Linked DNA regions of Homo sapiens: region 1 is linked to region 2. Evidence: chromatin loops called from intact Hi-C (ENCODE). Cell type or tissue: heart left ventricle. All regions are shown on one strand. Links, peaks and the distances in the headings refer to the core of each region. The heading gives the core; the rest is flanking DNA.

The links. Peaks named below come from ENCODE experiments on the same cell type or tissue, not always from the same donor. Only the 100,000 strongest peaks of a DNase experiment are listed, where the experiment ranks them.
Region 1: a loop joins it to region 2, with 5 times the contacts of the local background. A loop is called at or near these places in 33 of 110 quality-filtered maps.

What each region holds. Positions count from the first base shown.
Region 1 is chr10:70,615,570-70,626,147 of GRCh38, forward strand. No RefSeq gene overlaps it. Among named protein-coding and RNA genes, the nearest start is that of PRF1, 18 kb to the left of the region's middle. RefSeq lists an enhancer at 9,718-10,307. In heart left ventricle, for the core only: a CTCF peak has its summit at 3,900; no DNase peak of the experiment used is centred there.
Region 2 is chr10:70,753,597-70,764,174 of GRCh38, forward strand. ADAMTS14 (ADAM metallopeptidase with thrombospondin type 1 motif 14) reads left to right here. Exons shown (of 22, transcript NM_080722.4): 19 at 204-411; 20 at 4,366-4,495; 21 at 4,579-4,689; 22 at 6,764-8,845. The coding sequence ends at 7,257. Among named protein-coding and RNA genes, the nearest start is that of TBATA, 26 kb to the right of the region's middle. RefSeq lists enhancers at 3,039-3,998, 8,190-8,959. In heart left ventricle, for the core only: CTCF peaks have their summits at 5,665 (motif pointing left) and 7,899 (motif pointing right); DNase peaks (open chromatin) are centred at 4,375, 5,625, 6,425 and 8,365.

The DNA of each region.
Region 1 (10,578 bases), core at 880-8,879, 140 kb before region 2:
ACTCTTACCAGCAAAGCATAAGTGGCCTCATTTCCCTCAGTCTTACCTATGACATTTTTTTGTTTAGTTAATTTTTGCTTTTAATGATTTATGTGTAAACTCTGTTTCATTCTTTTTCAAAATTTCATGACTATGTCTTCTAGTTATTGAAACAAATTTTAAACATGTCAACGTATTCATTTTGGGTTTTATATCTAGTTATGCCAACACATAAAATCTTTGGTGCAGCTCATTCTTTATCTTGTTATACAGCTGAATCTTCCTGGTTGGTGGATTGTTTCCTTGAGGGTTTTGCTTGCAATGTTAGATTGTGAGCTCATTCTTGGCTGCCCTTCACCTGTGGGAATCCTGCAAAGTTTAGGATTGAGAACATTCCTCCAAAGTGGGTTTGCATGTGCTTTTATGAGACACTTCCCGTTTTTACCGACTCAGACCTATTTATGCTTATTTTTTGGCTTGGCATGTTCTGACTCACGCAAGTGGCATATGGGAAGGTAGACCTGTGGTTCTGATGTTTAAGGAGAGACCGTCCTTCCACTCAGATTTAAGACTGAGAAAAATGAGTTTTTTTCTGGACTCCCTATCCCAGTAAATAGATCCTTTTAACAGCCTATCCTTTGATTGACATTATTAGCCCTTTGAGTATTTATTTAGTTTTTTACGTGGAGTGGTCTCAGCTTCAATTCCCCTACTCTGCAACCCTGCCCAGCCTTATTTCCTGTTGCTCGTGTGGTCACCGTAGCCTGAGGTTCTGGCTTCCCTGGCCAGGCCTGTGTCCTCAGGGTATCCCTGGCTGTTGGCCTGCTTTACCCTCTAGTTTTTGCTTCTTTATTATTTTTGGCTGCTTAGAATTTCCCTTACTTTTTTCCAATTTTGTTTATGCTTTTTGATATATGTATTTAATTCTGTCTTTCTAGGTAACAGAAGTGGGTTTTCTCATAGAAAGCTTTTAAGGATAGCTACTCTGTAATATTTGTTCTTTATTCTTTCAGTCAGTGAATATTTATTGATTGCCTACTATGTGCTAGATTATTCTGTTCTTTCTGTTTTACTTTAAAAGACTCAAAGGACTCTGGTAGGTATAGCAACCACTAGTTAATTCAGATGAAGGAGTTTTTTTGTTTGTTTGTTTTGTTTGCTTGTTTTTTCCTGTTTTAACATAGAGATCTTTTTCATTGTTGTTGTAGAGAGGGAGTCTCATTATATCACCCAGGCTGGTCTCAAACTCCTGGGCTCAAGGGATCCTCCCATCTCAGTCTCCTGAGTAGCTGGGATTATAGGCATGAGCCACCATGCCCAGCTCCTAGCACAGAGATCTAAGCCCATGGTGGTGAGGGCTATGAACAAGCCTATGGTGGTTACAAATTCATACCGACAACATTTTCATATGAGATTGACCCAATTTAGGGAGCACAAAGAGAGCATTTCTAACACCTTTGATTTGAGGTCTACCCCGCCACATCAACTCTATCAGCTAACCAAACAAGAACCTAGAATGCGAATGTGCATGTTGTGGAAATGAGTAGTAGAAGTAGAATCTCCCGCTGTAATGACTGAATGTTTATGTTTCTCCCAAAATTCATTTGTTCAAATCCCAACCACCAATGTGATGGTACTAGGAGGTGGAGCCTTTGGGAAGTAATAGGCTATGAGGGTGGTAATCAGGTCATAATCCCTTATGAATGGTGTCAGTGCCCTTATTAGAGAGGCTCCAGAGGACTGGAATGAAATGAGGAGACAGCCGTCTGCAGCTCAGAGGAGGGCCCTTGCCAGAGCCCAGCAAGCTGGCACCCTAATCTCAGACTTCTGGCCTCCAGAACTGGGAGACATCAATTTCTGTTCTTTGAAGTCACCCAGTCTGTGGTACTTCTGTTATAGCAGACTGAACAGATGAAGAGACCTGCATTTGTTTTGTTTTAAATCAATGGTAACACTGAGGATTGCTATAAGGATTACCGTAGGAATCTCCCCAAATGAACCTATACTTAGAGGAACTGGAAAGACATCAGGGTCCCCTTCTCTCCTGTCCTTTCTGTATCTCCTGTTCAGATTTTGTAGGCTTTTACCTCCCTTTCTTTCTCTTCTTCATTCTTCCCTTTTACCAGATTGACTTCTTGCCCCTCATTTGCTTCAGGAGACCCATGGTAGCTGTTTAGAAATGGCAGCCCCAGTCGTCTCATTTGGCTCCATGACCCCCACTCTTGATTTTGTCTGACACAGACTTTACAGTTTACAAAGAATTTTGTGTGTGTTATTTCATCTGCACCTAACAATGTTGTGACATATGCAAAATATTGTTATCCCTATTTTTTTTTTAATTAAAAAAACTGAGACCCAGCAAGAAGTACTTGCCCAATGTTATACAACCAACAAGTGGCAGAGCAGGGAGCAGACCTAGGTTTTCTGGCTTGAGGCCAGTGCTCTCGCAGGAGCGCAGCTCATACAGCTGTCTAGCAAATCCACGTTCAAGTGAAATTCCAATGTCTGGAAAAACTGGATTTCTAACTCATCCCTGAGCTCCCAGTTTTCTGATATTTCTATTAAAGAACAGTGGGTCTGTTACTTCTCTGTGAGAGCAATGCCCTTAGATTATACAGTTTAAAAATTTGGTGTGGGTTTTGTGAATGTTTTGACAGTCTGCCTACCATTTGGTCTGGCCAGCCAGCCATGCTGAGCCATGGCTGGGGTTTTTTGATGGATTGCTAGTGGCCAAGGGCTTGTGAAAACATAAATGTCTCACTGAGCGCAAACCTGAATGGAAAAAAAGAAAAGAAGTTCTGAGTAAGAGTCTGACTAATGACTTCTTGGAAGAAACTGAACAGTGTCTGAGACTTTTTCATCTGCCTTTAGCTAGCAAAGTTTCTTCCGAAAGCCCCACAGCCCCACGCATTTGACTAGCACTGGTGGATGTGTACATTCATCCACCATGCCACGCATTGATGGAGTCTTTAATGAACACATACTATGCACCAGGTGCTAGTAATCATAGAGAGGGCTACAAAGACACATAAAATAGAGTTCCATCCTTAAAGGAGCCTACCATCCAAATATACATTTTGGCATCATAACTGAACTTATAGTTCTGGGAGCCAGAGTGCCTGGTCAAAATTCTGGCTCTACTGCTTTCTACTAACAACAATTAACCTTGTATCCGAGTATTTATCTCTTTAAGCTGCAGTGTCTTCATCTGTAAAATAAGACCAACAAAGGTACCCATCCATCTATGCCTCTAACTCAGAGCACTGCTTTGAAGATGAAATGAGGTAATAATGTGTTTAAAGAGCTTGACGCAGAGTAAAAGATCAAAATAAAACTGAAGTCATTGGCATAAAACCTTAAAGGTGGTTTGAGATGTGTGGCTTAGCAATGAAGAGCTACCGTGGTTCGGAGGGGAGCAGTGGGTTTGGGTCTCTATGTTACCAGAACAAGATGCATGCGAAGGACTGGCAGGTAGCAAAGACTGTGCAGAGGTTTTCAGGGAGGAGAACAACAGGGGCAAAAGCATGGAGACAAAAAAGAGCGACTCACATGAAGGAAACAGCATGTGTTTCTGGGTTGGACTAGGATGTAGGGATAAATGAGTGGGTATTAATCATTATAACTGTAAGCATCCCATGTTTAACATGCACTCTCTGCCAGACACCTTGTGAATTTATAATTATCATGTAAATTAATCCTCCCAACAACCCATGAAATCGCCTCATAAAATCTTGAAACTTGCCAGCTAAATATCCTTCTAGGACAAAGTCTCACACAGAGGCAAAATGGCTGGGACTAGACTCTAAACTGAGCAAGACAGGGAGCCATGTACAGATAAGGTCCAGACAAAACTGGAGGAAGGCGACAGAGGAAGTCATTCCCAGAATCTTCAACCCATTTTAAAGACATTTTTCAGTACAACAGAAGAGGGAGCCCTAGAGTCACGAATCTAGGCCAAGAAATCTTTTCCCATTCTCCCCATTGAGGACTGCCCGAAAAACTATCTCACTTAAACATACGTAATGCAAAAGGATTGCAGAGGAGAAATCCAGTCCCATTCAGTTTTTGTTTTGTTTTGTTTTGTTTTGTTTTTAAAGAAAAAAGTTGATTAGCATAGTAACAGATCATCAGGCAATGATCTCTGGAAAGACATGCCCTACAAAATACATAAAATTTTTCATTTGATATTTTTAAATGAAGTAGAAGAGTTTTTAAAATGACAGAATTTAGGAAACTAAAGCATAAGTCAGGATTATAAAAATTAAGAGATGAGATAATTGGATACAAGGAAAATTTGAAAAGAGCTCACACAGAATTTAGTTAGGAAAAAACCATTTTTCTTTTCTAAAAAAAACCTCTAACCATTTTAGAAATAAAAAGAAGCTAGAATGAATAAATAACATAAATAATGTCATAAGAGAAATAGAAGATGAAACAGAGGAAATTAAAAAAATCAAAAGTGGAGACTGGTTTAAAAAAAGATATAAAGGTGATAGATATGGAAGATAGAGAAGATCCAACCCATGTATAAAAGAGACCTTAAAGAAGAAAACTGAAGTAATGAAACAGAATAAATACATACTGTAGTGAAATATGTTAACATACCTCTCTTTTTAACTGATAAAACAGGTGGACAATAAAATCAGTAAAGATACAAAAAAATTGAACAATGCAATGATAAGCTTGACCCAACTGACATATATAGGACACTGTACCCATACACCAAAGTGTTGATGAAAAGGCTAAACTTTGTAAAATATTTAAAGAGGCTTATTCAGAGCCAATATGAGTGACCATGGCCCAGGATACGTTCTCAAGAGGTCCTAAGAAAGTGTGCCCAAGGTGGTTGGGCTACAGTTTGGTTTTATACATTTTAGGGAACAAGAGTTGCAAGGAAAGACATAAGTCAATACATGGAAGGTGTACATTGGTTCAGCCTAAAGAGGTGGGATGTCTTATGGGGAGGGGACTGCTTCCAGGTCATATAGGTAGATTCAAAGATTTTCTGATTGGCAATTGGTTGAAAGAGTTAAGCTTTGTCTAAAGGCTTAAGAAGTCAGTAGAAAGGAATCCTTGAGCTAAGACAAGGGGGTTGTGGAAGCCAAGGCCCTTGTTACGTAGATGAAGTCTCATAGGTGGCAGCCCGCAGACAGCATGTGATGCCATACCAGAGTTAGGTTGGAATTTTGTGTTTTATTACTACAAAGAGTCTGTTTTGTCGGTCTTATGATCTCTCTTTTAATATTAATGCTGGCCAGTTGTGCCTAAACTCCAAAAGGGAGGGGGCATAATGAGGCCTCTCCAACTTCCCTTCCCATCATGATTTGGAATTCATTTTTTCAGGTTTTCCTTGGCCCAGAGGGAGTCCATTCAATCAGTTGGGTAGCTTAGGATTTTGTTTTTGGTTTACAAAAGAAATATGTCTTTTTTTCAAGTGCGTACTGAACATTTACCTAAATTGGCAATTTACTGGGCCATAAAATATCTCAAAACATTTCAATGGATTAAAAATTTACAGAGAATGTTACTCAGTGGATTAAGCAAGAAATCAATAACAAGAACAAAAAAACAAACAAACAAAAAATCAAAATGTTTGAAAATATACAAGGGTTAAATTACATTTAGCCTAAAGCTGCCTCCTTACATAGTTCAAGTTTGGCCTAAAGGTTTCTCAGTAAGTAATGAACTGTAACCTAACTGGATGTGTAAACAGACTATAACCTACTCTTTTATTTTATTTTATTTTTTTGACAGAGAGTCTCACTGTGTCACCTAGGCTGGAGTGCAATGGCACAATCTTGGCTCACTGCAACCTCCACCTCCCAGGTTCAAGTGATTCTTGTGCCTCGGCCTCGCAAGTAGCTGGGATTAGGTGCGCACCACCATGCCCAGCTAATTTTTGTATTTTTAGTAGACATGGGGTTTCACCATGTTGTCCAGGCTGGTCTTGAACTCCTGACCTCAGGTGATCCACCCGCCTTGGCCTCCCAAAGTGCTAGGATTATAGGTGTGGGCGACCATGCCAGGCCTTGTAACCTACTCTTGTAACAAGTAGGTCTTAGCCAATCACAGCAGTCATATTTCAACCACTTACAGGCAGCCAATGGTTCAAACCATGCTCAGATAAGGCAAACGCTTAGTTGCCTTTTGGATTGGCTGCCAAGCAACTAATCTGGCTGTTCCTGCGTCTCACTTCTGTTTTCTGTATTTCACTTTCCCTTTTCTGTCCATAAATCCTTTCCAACCACCAGAGTCACTTTGAACCTCTTCTGGTTCTAGGGACTGCCCAATTTGTGAAATGTTCTTTGCTCAATTAAACTCTGTTAAATTTAATTTGTCTAAAACTTTTCTTCTAACACCAATATCCTTCAAAATAAGTTCCAAATCAAAGAATAAGTCAGAAAATACTTTTAACTGAATGATAAAAATATGATACACTAAAATACATGGGATGCAACTAATATTATGTTTAGAGGGAAGTTTATGGTCATAAATGCACATTTCAGAAAAGGAGAAAGATTTAATATTGTAAAAAAACAAAATATGTTACTCTAAAATATGGTTTTAGCAGATCAGAATATGCCACTCCAAAATATGCCTCTGGCATAAGAATGATTTTGAGCTGATTATTATTATTTATTTATTTTTGAGACAGAGTCTCACTCTGTTGCCCATGCTGGAGTGCAGTGGTGCGATCTCCGCTCACTGCAAGCTCCGCCTCCCAGGTTCACATCATTCTCCTGCCTCAGCCTCCTGAGTAGCTGGGACTACAGGCACCTGCCACCATGGCTGGCTAATTTTTTTTTTTTTTTTGTATTTTTAGTAGAGACGGGGTTTCACCATATTAGCCAGGATGGCCTCGATCTCCTGACCTCGTGATCTGCTTGTCTCAGCCTCCCAAAGTGCTGGGATTACAAATGTGAATCACTACGCCTGGCCGAGCTGAGTATTTTTGATGGCAGTGGCTGCTGCCATCATGCTGGCTGCAGCAGGGAGGCACGGCTTTGGCTGCACACTCCATAAAGCTGGTGGGAGTTGGGAGGAGAGCTCTCTGGGTGCTGCTGCAACTGCCCAACCAGCAGCTTCAGACCCAGGCCTCCTGCTCTACAGAGCACACAGGAGACTCACCCTCCTGGGTGGGGCTACAGCCGTCCAAATTGCAGCTGTGCTCTTTGAGGAGGTCTGGGAGCAGGCAGGATCTGCCCTCCTGGGTGTGGCTGTGACCGCCCTCCCAGGTGCAGGAGCTGGTGTCTCTGCAGCCTGCACCCTCAGTGGCCTTAGGAAGGACACTCCTCCATCCCTCCAAGCTCAGAGGTGTCTTTTCCCACTGCCTGGCTTCTCTTCACTCATGGTGCCTCCTCTGATCTTGGAGGGGGTGTTGGGGCCAAGCCCAGGGGCCATGAATGGCAGTGGGAGGCAAATTGATTTTTGGGTGGAAGGAGGCAGGTCCCCAGTAAGGCCACACCTTCAGGCCAGGGAAGGTCTGAAGGCTGGGGACCGGGCTGCCAGTCCTGCAGATTGGCAGACTGGTGGGGGGACTTGTGGTGCCTCTTCTGGGCCTCCCATGGCCACCCAGGGACCAACTGGCATGTACTTCCTTCCCTCCAAGGCCCATAAAAGCCCAGGGCTCAGCCAGAGTGGGGCACAGGACGAAGAGGGCGGAGATGATGGGAGGACCACCTGCAAAGAGGAGTACTTTCTCTGCTGATAGCTGCAGAGACCTGCAGAAATGTCCAAATGACCTGCCTGCAGAGAGGAGTTATCCTCTCCAGGGCCTCCTTTTTGTGGAGAGCTGAACACTGGATGGGATGACCTGCCTACAGAGAGGAGCTACCCATTCCTCTAAGCTGTTCTAACACTAAATAAAACTCTTCTTCACCCTTCACTTGTCTGCATACCTCATTCTTTTGGATACAGGACAAGAACTTGGGCAATAGTGCTGTGGCCACAGAGGTTTCTGGCCAGAAAAGTCAACACCCTAGAGATCCCTTAAAATTTTGAGAAACTGCAGACATAGGAGAAGCTCTGAAAACACAGTAAAAATTACCCTTTTATAAGGGAAATTAAAAGCCATAAAGGAAATCTCCATTTGTAAAGATGTTTCCTGCTCAGTACCAGAAAGAGAAGAATGATGTTAAATCACTGGAAACTCTTATCAGTGGAGAAGGTATCAACTTAAATCTGCCTAACAAACCTTATCCTATTTTCTTTTCTTTTCTTTTTTTTTTTTTTTTTTTTTTGAGATAGGGTCTCACTTTGTTTACCTAAGCTGGAGTGCAGTGGCATGATCTAGGCTCACTGCAACTTCCACCCACTGGGTTCAAGCAAGTCTCCTGCCTCAGCTGGGATTACAGGCATGTACCACCATGCCCAGCTAATTTTTGTAATTTTAGTAGAGATGGGGTTTCACCATGTTGCCCAGGCTGGTCTCAAACTCCTGGCCTCAAGTGATCCGCCTGCCTTGGCCTCCCAAATTGCTGGGATTACAGGCATGAGCCACTGCACCCGGCTTGAGATTTTCTTGGGCATCTCCCCACAGCTGGCCTTCTTCACACCCTTGTATTTTTGTTTTAGCTGAAGATTATATCTAAGCCTGAACTCAGAGCCATCTCTTTGAGATTTACTCATTTACTCTAGGTATCTTATGTATGTTTGACCATAAACAAGTCTGTTGCAGTATACATGGTAAGTCAATACATCAACACTGAGAGTTGCATCAGAGAAAAAGTTTTAATCATAGGGCTGCCCAGCAAGGAGGCAAGAGGAAACTTCAAATCTGCCTCCCAGAGGAGTTGGGGGTTAGAGATTTTAAGGAGTTTGGAGTGGCCAAGGTGTGGAGATTGTTGATTGGTCAAAGAGTGCAGCGTGAAATCCTGGGATGGGGAGATGAAGAAACTGCATTCTCATGTTGATTCAGCTCCTCTGTGGGAGTCTTCAAGCTGATGGGCATCAGCTGTTCAGCTGGAATTCAGGATCTGAAAACATCTTAAGTAATTCTTTTTTTTTTTTTTTTTTTTTTTTGAGACGGAGTCTCACTTTGTCACCCAGGCTGGAGCGCAGTGATGTGATCTCGGCTCACTGCAAGCTCCGCCTCCCGGGTTCACGCCATTCTCCTGCCTCAGCCTCCCGAGTAGCTGGGAACTACAGGTGCCTGCCAACACGCCCGGCTAATTTTTTGTATTTTTAGTAGAGACGGGGTTTCACTGTGTTCACCAGGCTGGTCTCCATCTCCTGACCTCGTGATCTGCCCGCCTCGGCCTCCCAAAGTGCTGGGATTACAGGCATGAGCCACCGCGCCCGGCCATCTTAAGTAATTCTTAAACAAAAGCCTTAGGTGTCAGAGATCCTATCTGTAGGAACAGTGGGAATGCAGATGGTGGGGATCTAGTGCTACGTGACTTTAAATTAAAAGAAGTGCCGGGCTCAGTGGCTCGTGTAATCCCAGCACTTTGGGAGGCCGAGGCGGGCGGATCACATAAGGTCGGGAGTTCGAGACCAGCCTGACCAACATGGAGAAACCCCGTCTCTACTAAAAATACAAAATTAGCTGGGCGTGGTGGCACATGCCTGTAATCCCAGCTACTGGGGAGGCTGAGGCAGGAGAATCGCTTGAACCTGGGAGGCGGAGGTTGCAGTGAGCCGAGATCGCGCCATTGCACTCCAGCCTGGGCAACAGGAGTGAAACTCTGTCTCAAAAAAAAAAAAAAATAGATAAAAATAAAAAAAAAGATAAATTACAAAGAAGTGGGCCAAAGTGCAGCCTGCTTAGTGCTCCTAATGCTTAATAATGAGTATATTTCTGCCCAGAACACTGCATGTATTTCTTGTTAACCCTGAAAGGATGGTTTTATATGCATAAAGTATATGTGTTATTAAACTTCTGTTTGTTATTCTCTTGTCACTCTTTTGTTCCAGGGATCTGTCCTAACTAAGAACTATGAAGGTGTAAACCAAAATAAAATCCTAAAAGCTGGGCATGGTGGCTTATGCCTGTAATCCTAGCCTTTTGGAAGGCCAAGATGGGTGGATCACCTGAGCTCAGGAGTTTAAGACCAGCCTGGGCAACATGAAACCCTGTCTCTACCAAAAACAAAAACAAAAACAAAAACAAAAAACAACTGGGCATGATGGCATGTGTCTGTAGTCCCAGCTACTTGTGGGGCTGAGGTGGGAGGATCGCTTGAGCGCAGGAGGTGGAGGCTGCAGTAAGCCGAGATCGCACCATTACACTCCAGCCTGGGTGACAGAGTGAGACTCTGTCTCAAAGAAAAAAAATCCTAAGTCCCCCAGTAGACTGAATGAACCCTTTTGGCCAAGGGGATCCTAGGGAAACCTGAAAAACTCAACTCTAGGCCATGACAGTAAGGGAGGTCAGACACACCTTTTTATACCTCCTCCCTTTTAAGAGTTTAGGAACAACTGACCAGCATTAACATAAAATAGAGATCATAAAGCTGACAAAACAGATTATTTGTAGCAAATTCCAGCCTGACTCTGGGATAACATCACATGACAGATAGCAGACCCTGAAGGAAATAAAAATATTTTAGTCTAAAATATAATTATTTGACATATTTTAAAAGAGTCCTTCAAAGCCAT
Region 2 (10,578 bases), core at 1,803-9,802:
CACAGCAGGAGAGAAGAGTGCCCTTCCTGAGGTCACATACCCAGTAGCTGCAGAGCCAGGTGGACAGTTGTCCTAGGCCTCAAACATTCTGAAACCCAAACCCACTCTCTGGCTCCTGCCTGCAGCTGTCTGGGGATAGAAAGTGTCCTCTGGGATGAAGTGCCCCCTTGGTCTCACCTCCTCTCCTTTCACCCTGTTTCCAGGTGGGTGACGGAGGAGTGGGGTGCCTGCAGCCGGAGCTGTGGGAAGCTGGGGGTGCAGACACGGGGGATACAGTGCCTGCTGCCCCTCTCCAATGGAACCCACAAGGTCATGCCGGCCAAAGCCTGCGCCGGGGACCGGCCTGAGGCCCGACGGCCCTGTCTCCGAGTGCCCTGCCCAGCCCAGTGGAGGCTGGGAGCCTGGTCCCAGGTGACTTGTCCTCAGGAGGTGGGAGGGGCTTGGGGAGGAGGTGGGTCTGAGGGATTTTTTTGGTGTTCCCTGCAGGCAAGAGAGTTTCTGCCTGAATGGCTCCCCCTACATCAAATTTTGTTTTCCTTAAAGTAGAATAGCTCCTACGTACCCTGGGCCGTGGCTCTGTGCTAGGCCTTTAGGTTCATTCATTCCTGCCAGTAAGCTTCACACAGTGCCAGGAGGCATGGGTTCATGTCCCTGTGTTCCAGATGAGCAGACTGAAGTACACTCTTGCATTCCAGAAATACTTGCTGAGCACTAGCTGTATGCCAGACCTTGTACTAAGAATGAGGGAACCTAGCATCAACCAGACAGAGCTGATTCTTGCCCTCGTGCAGCCCACAGTCCTGTGAGGGAAATGTATTAGGCCATCAACCCACAGCCAAGCACTGACAGACTGCAGTCGGAGCTGGGTGGGGAGTAGTGGGTCGATGTGGTGGAGGATGGAGGGCGGTCAGAGGGCTTCTCTGAGGAGGTGTTGCTCAAGCTGAGACCAGAGGGACAAGCCACAGGAAGAGACCAAGTCAGGAACAATTTTACAACGTTCCAGAAGCCAACAGGACAGTGGGGCTGGAGCTGACTGGGAGGGATAGGGGCTGCGAGATAACACTGGGGAGGCAGGCGGGGGTCCATGGCTACGGGCTTTGCAAGGGGTTTGCATATATTCTAAGAGCAATGGGAAACCAGGGAAGCCTTTTAACATGGGCATTACAAGCTCTGATTTCAGGTTGTAAAGATCACTCTGACGGTGCTGTGGAAGGTTGAGCGTTAGACAGTCAGGGTAGCGAAGGGGAGATAGCAGTAGCGCTGCTTAGTTATTTGGGTGCTCTGTGGCTCAGACCCTGGAGGCCACCTTCGGGAAACTGCCTTGACGAAATTGTCTTGGGTTTTCTTTTAAATACTCATTTGATGTGAACATTGAGAACATCATGCCAAGTAAAACAAGCCAAGCTGGATGCAGTGGCTCATGCCTGGAATCCCAACACTTTGGGAGGCTGAGGTGGGCAGATCTTTGGGAGGCTGATGTGGGTGGATTGCTTGAGCCCAGGAATTCGAGACCAGCCTGGGCAACAGAGCAAGACCTCGCCTCTACAAAAAATGTAAAAAGTTAGCTGGGCGTGGTGGTGTGTGCTTGTAATCCCAGCTGCTCTGGAGGCTAGGGTAGGAAGATTGCTTGAGCCCACGAGGTCAAGGCTCCAGTGAGCTATGACCATACCATGCCACTGCACTCCAGCCTGAGTGACAGAGCAAGAGCTTGTCTCACAAAAAAAAAAAAAAAAAGAAAAGAAATAAGCCAGACATCCAGACATGTAAGGACAAACACTCCATGAGGGCACTTTGCTGGTGATTTCCAGGGGCTGCTGGAGGGTGAATGAGGGGTTAGTGTTTAATAGGCGAGGAGTTTCAGTTGGGAAAGAAGAAAATGTTCTGGAAACAGATGGTGGTAATGATTGTACAACAATGGGAATGTGCTTAATGCCACTGAACCATAGACTTAAAAATAGTTAAGATGGGCTGGGCGCGGTGGCTCACGCCTGTAATCCCACCACTTTGGGAAGCCAAGGCAGGCAGATTGCCTGGGGTCACGAGTTCAAGACCAGTCTGGCCAACATGGTGAAACCCCGTCTCTACTAAAAATGCAAAAATTAGCCGGGTGTGGTGGCTGGCGTATGCCTGTAATCTCAGCTACTCGGGAGGCTGAGGCAGGAGAATCGCTTGAACCTGGGAGGCAGAGGTTGCAGTGAGCCAAGATCACGCCATTGTATTCCAGCCTGGGCGACAAGAGCGAAACTTTGTCTCAAAAAAAGAAAAAATTAGTTAAGATGGCAAACTTTATGTTATATAGATATTACCCCAATTTAAAAAACCTCATTTGATCACAATGCTGTTTATTGCAACAGCAAAACATTAGGACGTATCTCAAATGTTTATCTATAGAAGATTGGACAAAAATCATGGTCTGTTCATATAATACAGTACTATACAACAAGAAAAATGAACAGGCCTGAACTGTACTTACCAAAATAGATAAACTTCTGTTATAGAGAATACATTTAGGTGAGAAAAAGTACTTCAGTATGAAGTAAAAAAGCACTTCCAATGGATGTCATTTCCTTAATGTTTAGAGGGACACAACACAATCTGAAAATATTCTGGGATGCTCATTTATTAAGGCTGGTGGTGGCATCTGGATAGGGTTTTGTGAATAACTCCATACTTTTCTGTATTTTGAAATATTGCATTATGAATATTTGTAAAGAACCAAAAATCCACACACAACTCATGCATTTTATATGTCTCCATAATATATAGCTTCATTTGTTTTGATATAAAACAGATTGCTGGTCTTCAAAGGACCCCACAGATAAAAGTAACAGAGAGATGGCAGATAGTGGAAGATACTGGCCCTGTCGCAATAAGCAAAATATAGAGATGAATCTCTAAATTTAACTTTTATTAAGTAAGAATTGCAATTCAAGGCATACACAGAGACCGGGTGGTCTTCAGTATGTCCAAAGAACAAAGGAAAGGTTGGGGGTTTTATTAGAAAGAGACATGATATGTATTGTGTTGAACACCAACTCATTGGCACTAGACAAGCTTTTGGGAGCTGGCAAGCTCTGACTGGTGAGTGATGGTGCTATGGAAAACTAGCCGTGGAGTCACAGCAGGTTGTTTCAGCAGCTGCTAGGTAAAACTGGTCTTGGAATTACATCAGCCTGTTTCAGCAGCTGGCCCAGTGGAGAATTTAATTCTTGGAGCAGGTGCTAGGTGCCCTGAGTGCTTTTTCCCCTGGTCCCTCAACTCTGATTTAGTTGGGTGTGACAAGTATGACCCTATTCATATAATCAACTTTCACAGCCCCTTATGAGACTGACTGAGCAGTCAGGAGCTGTTAGCTGCTGTTTGTAATGATTCATCCTGGGAGGATATGCCGTGTTTGTCTCGTAGTTCTGTGTGGCCCCATGACCCTTGTGTCTCAGTGGTCACATGCTCCAGTGTGGGAAGTGGGGTCCTGCAAATTCCTCTCCTTCCAGCTAGATAAGGCTGTGGTCAGCATCTAAAAGGTGACCCAGTCACACTGGGCAACGCTGCTTTCCTGGAGTCCCTGCCCCTCCATTGAGGACCTCCACATTCCCTGTTTGTCAGAGTTAGAGTGGGTCAGGTCCAGGGGACGATGTGTGTGGCCACCCCCTGCAAACGGTGGTCCTCGGTCCTCTGGTGCCTCCTGCTCCTTGTACCCGCACCCTGCTCCATCAGGGAAGAAGACACTTTTGAACATACTTCTGCAGGCCCATGTTTGGTAAATCAAGTCACAAGATTATTGACTATCAGAGCTAGTCAGAGGAGGGTCCATGGAGACCCTGTCGCCCAGCTCTCTGTTTACAGAGTAAGACACTGAACCAGGGGTGGGGGGTAGCAGAAGCCACAATCCAGGCCCCTATATCCTGTTAATAGGATATCATCACATCAATCCACCTGCCCAGGTCACACCATGTAGTGGATTGCAACAGGGGAGTTTGCTAGAGTGATACACAAAATATTAAAGAACCCAGGCACAGACCAGACACAGTGCATGCAGGTGGTAGTAGGGAATGGGGTCCCAGAGGTTCCCTCCTGAGCCAGAGATTAACCGTTTAGATTGTGGAAAGGCCCATGGAGTTCTAGGCTCAGGGCAATGGCTCTTCACCATTGGTATCAGGACTATTTGGCAACAGGTACAGTGTCCCACTGAGGCTCCTTAGAAGCAGTCCTTGCATGTCCCTCTGGTCAAGTGAAGACTTGGTGCTCTCCTTTGTACCCTTTCTGTCCCCGGGCACTGGCTGGGCTCTGAGCTCACTGACTCGTCTTTCTTCTCTCCACCTACCCTGACCCCGGCCGCTATGCCTGGCACTGACCCACCCACGGCAGTGCTCTGCCACCTGTGGAGAGGGCATCCAGCAGCGGCAGGTGGTGTGCAGGACCAACGCCAACAGCCTCGGGCATTGCGAGGGGGATAGGCCAGACACTGTCCAGGTCTGCAGCCTGCCCGCCTGTGGAGGTGAGCCAGAGGGGATGGGGAGGCCAGGTCCAGTCCCTTGGGCCAAAGTCCCAAATACTAGAATTGCTTCTTCCTGCTCACAGGAAATCACCAGAACTCCACGGTGAGGGCCGATGTCTGGGAACTTGGGACGCCAGAGGGGCAGTGGGTGCCACAATCTGAACCCCTACATCCCATTAACAAGATATCATCAAGTAAGTACAGTCTATGGACCCTACCCTGCTCCCCAGACCTTTCAGTGGCCCTGGTGTTGCAGCATGGGCCACTCAGTGGAGCAAACCCAGCTTGTAGCTGTCTGTGTGACCTTCACCTCCCTGAGCCTCAGATACCTCAGTTATGAAGTGGGGAGGAGGCTCTACTGGTCCATGAGCCGTTACCTGCAATTCCAAAATGTTTATTTCTAAGTTTGGTGCAAACTTACCTGGCAGCAAAATCTGACCTGAACTAATGAGATCATTTATTCTTTTGATATAGAAATTTAGCCATATTTAGTTACAAGGTGATATCTCAGGCTCCATTGAGGATGTTCTATAATATAAACACAGAATATAATGTTTCTGATCCCAAAAGTTCTGAATTCTGAACTATATCTGGTTCCAATATTTTCAGACAAGCAATTGTAGATATGAGCTGCCTTCATAGGGCTGGTGAGATAATTGGATGAGAGAATGCATGCACTCCTGTCTGGCTGTCAGCTTCCAGTAACAATAGGCCTAGCAATTTCTCTCAGCCCCATGATTCAGTTCATCCTCCCATCTTTCCATTCATCCACCCACGGATAGATATTTACTGAGCAACTGCTACGTGCCAGGCTGTAGATTCTTCACTCCTTTCCTAGGTTCCATCTCTCTTTTCCTTCCTCACCCTCCCTAGGACCAGGGTCTGGCAAGATGAGTAGCAGAAAGATCAAAGACCCTAACTCCTAGTTAGAGGACCAGTTGGCTGCAAATTCGTTAACCTCTCTGAGCTTAGTGACCTCATCTGTAAGATAAGGTTCTGACTAGATGTCCTCAAAGGACCTTCTACCTCCAATCTTCTACTTCTCTGCTCCTAGGCTGAGGTTCTGACTGGGGGAGTGCCTGGGTTTCCTGCCGTCTTCCTTCCCAAAGCAAAGGACGATTCCGATTCTGGTTCCAGAAATCTGGCGCCATCTAGAGGCCACTGGCTTTCCATTTTTCTCTGATCTTTCTCTTGTTCCCCTAAGCCTGCCCCTCCACCTGTGTCTCTCTTTCCCTCTGTCCCTCCCACTCTTCCCACCTCCCTCTTTCTCTCTCTCTCTCTGGCAAAAATTAGTAGAAAGCAAAGCTCCTGCCTTCACATTCTGTCTGGAGAAGCCTACATGGAGTTATCACAGAAAGGTGTGATATTTTGGGCAAAGCAAACTAGTGTAATGAGCACTTATCTTTGCCAGGTGCTTTAAAGATGTTGTTTGCAATGTTATTATTCACTGGTAAGGGTCAACATCAGCCCCATTTTATAGGTGAAGCAACTGAGGCTTGGAGGGTTTAAGTGACTTGCCAAAGGCCTCACACTTTTAAGTGGTAGAGCCTGGATTTGAACTGAAATCTGCTTGATTCCAAATTAAGCAGTAGCAGTCTTAATGTCCCGATGTGTGCTGACTGTGGCAGGATGGTCAGTCTGCCTGTCCCAAGCATGAGTTGCCTGGGGTCTAGCCTGACCCTGGCTGGAGTGGGGCCAGACTCCTTGGGTTGATTGGGAGGGGCTAGGGTTCCCACTTCCATCCAGAGCAGCTGCAAGTTAGAAGCACCTGGTGGTAGGTCACACCCTAGATTGTCCAGTGTGTGGGTGAAGGAGACAGGCACCCCCAAGGATTCCAGTGTGCAGCAGGGCTGAGGGCGAATGGCGAAGGGCCAGGGTTCTCAGATGCGCCCACACGTGGAGTCCCCTGGAGGGCTTGTGAAAGCACAGCGCTGAGCCCCAGCCTGAGTTTCTGATGCAATAGGGCTGGGTGGTGCTGGAGGATGTGCATTGCCAGCAAGCTTCCAGGTGACGCTGCTGCTGCTGCGTGTGGGGACATCACTTTGAGATCTGCTGCTCTAGGGGATTTTACTTCCTCTTCCATGTAGTCAGGGCTGACTCTCCCGTCAGGTGGCTCTGTAGCCCCCACCCTGAGAAAAAGCTTTATAGTGGGTCCAGCAGGGGCAGGGGTGGAGGGCGGGCAGTCAGTGGGTAAGTGGGAGGGGGGGCCACCTGACTGACAGGCATCCCCACGTTGCTTCCATCCTTGTCCTTGTGCTGTGTGTGCAGCGGAGCCCTGCACGGGAGACAGGTCTGTCTTCTGCCAGATGGAAGTGCTCGATCGCTACTGCTCCATTCCCGGCTACCACCGGCTCTGCTGTGTGTCCTGCATCAAGAAGGCCTCGGGCCCCAACCCTGGCCCAGACCCTGGCCCAACCTCACTGCCCCCCTTCTCCACTCCTGGAAGCCCCTTACCAGGACCCCAGGACCCTGCAGATGCTGCAGAGCCTCCTGGAAAGCCAACGGGATCAGAGGACCATCAGCATGGCCGAGCCACACAGCTCCCAGGAGCTCTGGATACAAGCTCCCCAGGGACCCAGCATCCCTTTGCCCCTGAGACACCAATCCCTGGAGCATCCTGGAGCATCTCCCCTACCACCCCCGGGGGGCTGCCTTGGGGCTGGACTCAGACACCTACGCCAGTCCCTGAGGACAAAGGGCAACCTGGAGAAGACCTGAGACATCCCGGCACCAGCCTCCCTGCTGCCTCCCCGGTGACATGAGCTGTGCCCTGCCATCCCACTGGCACGTTTACACTCTGTGTACTGCCCCGTGACTCCCAGCTCAGAGGACACACATAGCAGGGCAGGCGCAAGCACAGACTTCATTTTAAATCATTCGCCTTCTTCTCGTTTGGGGCTGTGATGCTCTTTACCCCACAAAGCGGGGTGGGAGGAAGACAAAGATCAGGGAAAGCCCTAATCGGAGATACCTCAGCAAGCTGCCCCCGGCGGGACTGACCCTCTCAGGGCCCCTGTTGGTCTCCCCTGCCAAGACCAGGGTCAACTATTGCTCCCTCCTCACAGACCCTGGGCCTGGGCAGGTCTGAATCCCGGCTGGTCTGTAGCTAGAAGCTGTCAGGGCTGCCTGCCTTCCCGGAACTGTGAGGACCCCTGTGGAGGCCCTGCATATTTGGCCCCTCTCCCCAGAAAGGCAAAGCAGGGCCAGGGTAGGTGGGGGACTGTTCACAGCCAGGCCGAGAGGAGGGGGGCCTGGGAATGTGGCATGAGGCTTCCCAGCTGCAGGGCTGGAGGGGGTGGAACACAAGGTGATCGCAGGCCCAGCTCCTGGAAGCCAAGAGCTCCATGCAGTTCCACCAGCTGAGGCCAGGCAGCAGAGGCCAGTTTGTCTTTGCTGGCCAGAAGATGGTGCTCATGGCCATACTCTGGCCTTGCAGATGTCACTAGTGTTACTTCTAGTGACTCCAGATTACAGACTGGCCCCCCAATCTCACCCCAGCCCACCAGAGAAGGGGGCTCAGGACACCCTGGACCCCAAGTCCTCAGCATCCAGGGATTTCCAAACTGGCGCTCACTCCCTGACTCCACCAGGATGGCAACTTCAATTATCACTCTCAGCCTGGAAGGGGACTCTGTGGGACACAGAGGGAACACGATTTCTCAGGCTGTCCCTTCAATCATTGCCCTTCTCCGAAGATCGCTCCTGCTGGAGTCGGACATCTTCATCTTCTACCTGGCTCAAGCTGGGCCAGAGTGTGTGGTTCTCCCAGGGGTGGTTGGACCCCAGGACTGAGGACCAGAGTCCACTCATAGCCTGGCCCTGGAGATGACAAGGGCCACCCAGGCCAAGTGCCCCAGGGCAGGGTGCCAGCCCCTGGCCTGGTGCTGGAGTGGGGAAGACACACTCACCCACGGTGCTGTAAGGGCCTGAGCTGTGCTCAGCTGCCGGCCATGCTACCTCCAAGGGACAGGTAACAGTCTTAGATCCTCTGGCTCTCAGGAAGTGGCAGGGGGTCCCAGGACACCTCCGGGGTCTTGGAGGATGTCTCCTAAACTCCTGCCAGGTGATAGAGGTGCTTCTCACTTCTTCCTTCCCCAAGGCAAAGGGGCTGTTCTGAGCCAGCCTGGAGGAACATGAGTAGTGGGCCCCTGGCCTGCAACCCCTTTGGAGAGTGGAGGTCCTGGGGGGCTCCCCGCCCTCCCCCTGTTGCCCTCCCCTCCCTGGGATGCTGGGGCACACGCGGAGTCATTCCTGTGAGAACCAGCCTGGCCTGTGTTAAACTCTTGTGCCTTGGAAATCCAGATCTTTAAAATTTTATGTATTTATTAACATCGCCATTGGACCCCAAAAGGTTGTGTGTGTGTTTCTTTTTCTCTCTCTGATTTATGGGAAGGGGACAATGAAGCCAGAGCTCGAAGGTTGAGGGCTGGGCTGTAGCAAGAGAACTGGGGGTGGGGGCGCAGCTCACTGTGGCTGTCTCCTGTCCCTCCACCTTTCCACCCATGCCCTGCTGCGTCACTGCCAGGTGGGACACAGGGTTGCCACTGGTTTCTTGGCTACTGAATCTCCTGTTTCCCTGAGGCCCAAGTTCCAGGACAACACTTTATTTCAGGTTATTGTGAAATTCTCAACCTGTTTAAATGCAACTAGAGGCCAGTGGGGCAGAGTGGCTCATGCCTGTAATCCCAGCACTTTTGGAGGTGGGAGTTCCAGACCAGCCTGAGCAACATAGCAAGATCCCGTCTCAACAAAAAATAAAAAGAACATTAGCCAGGCGTGGTGTTGCACGCCTGTGGTCTCAGCTATTTAGGAGGTGGAAGTGAGAGGATCCCTTGAGCCCAGGAGTTTGAGGCCACACTGAGCTGTGATTGCGCCATGGCACTCCAGCCTGGGTGACAGAGCATGACCCTGTCTCAAAAACAAAAAAGAACAACAAGAGGGGCTCTCTAAAGGAATCTTAGCAACCACAGAACAAAGAGACTGTCACTGAAAGCAAAATGACTGCAACCACTTTTGCCTTCTAAGCAGTGGCAGAATTTGTGTCATGGAGTAAAAGAATCTACACTGCTGGGCACTTAGAAAAGGTGAAGCTGGCAAAAGGGCTTCTTGTCATTGTGCAGAGCTCACTCCTCCCCTTAAGGCCGAGGAGAAAATGGTTTGGAGACTCCTACCCCCGTGGGGGTGGGAACACAGAGAGGGCAGCCTCTCCATCTGTCTTTGGCTGGGGGCTTTTTAGGATGCAGGTTGTCTAATATGTCTAAGGTTCAATTAAATTTCTGTTGCCATCTCCCCAAACATCTGGAAATGTCCACTCTCCAAATTGAGGGCTTTTTATGGGTCAGGATTTTTGCTTGTTTTGGTGGAAACTGAGAAAATGAAAGGATTCACGGGTGAAGATAGAGGAACAGCACCAAGGGCCCTCTTTCCATCGCAGCCTCAGAAACATCCCTCACTTCCTGTAGGAGCCCAGTGGGAAAGGCCATATGGGAATGGTCTCACCTCTTCCTGCCCTAAACGGTTTCCTGTTTGGAGTCTGGTGGGTGCAGGTGCCAGGGTGCCAGATTGCCTGTCTCTTCCCTGGAGGGGATTCTCCAGGCCACTCTGACTTCAAGGCTTTATCCACACCTGCCCCATGCTTGGCAGAGCCCTGCCGCAGTGACAGCCAGGTGCCCAGAGTCTAGCCTATCAGCCCCGACTGGCTTCCAGAGCCTTTGCCCTGGTCTGCCAAGCTTCCTCAACCCATAGCCAGGGGCCAGCACACCTGTCATTTTGGAGGAAGCCCCCTGAAGTTCCAGCATCTCCTTGCCCTTGGGGTCAGTAGGGACAGTGCTGCACAGAGTCACCCTTAGCCTCCTGTTCAAAGAGCCTGGGAAGTCCTCACCATGGCTGTCTTCTGTGTCCAGATGGCCTCCTTGAGGTTCCAGCCTGTGACTTCATTTGGGCTAGTAAGGCCTGAAAGCTCCTGGTGGAGAAGGGATCGGGGGGATGGCAAGGGTTTAGGGACAGCAGGAGACTTACCTTCCCATTCCTCCAGAGGAGAAAAGGGGCAATTGGAGCCTCATCATGTTCCTGGGCAATAGACT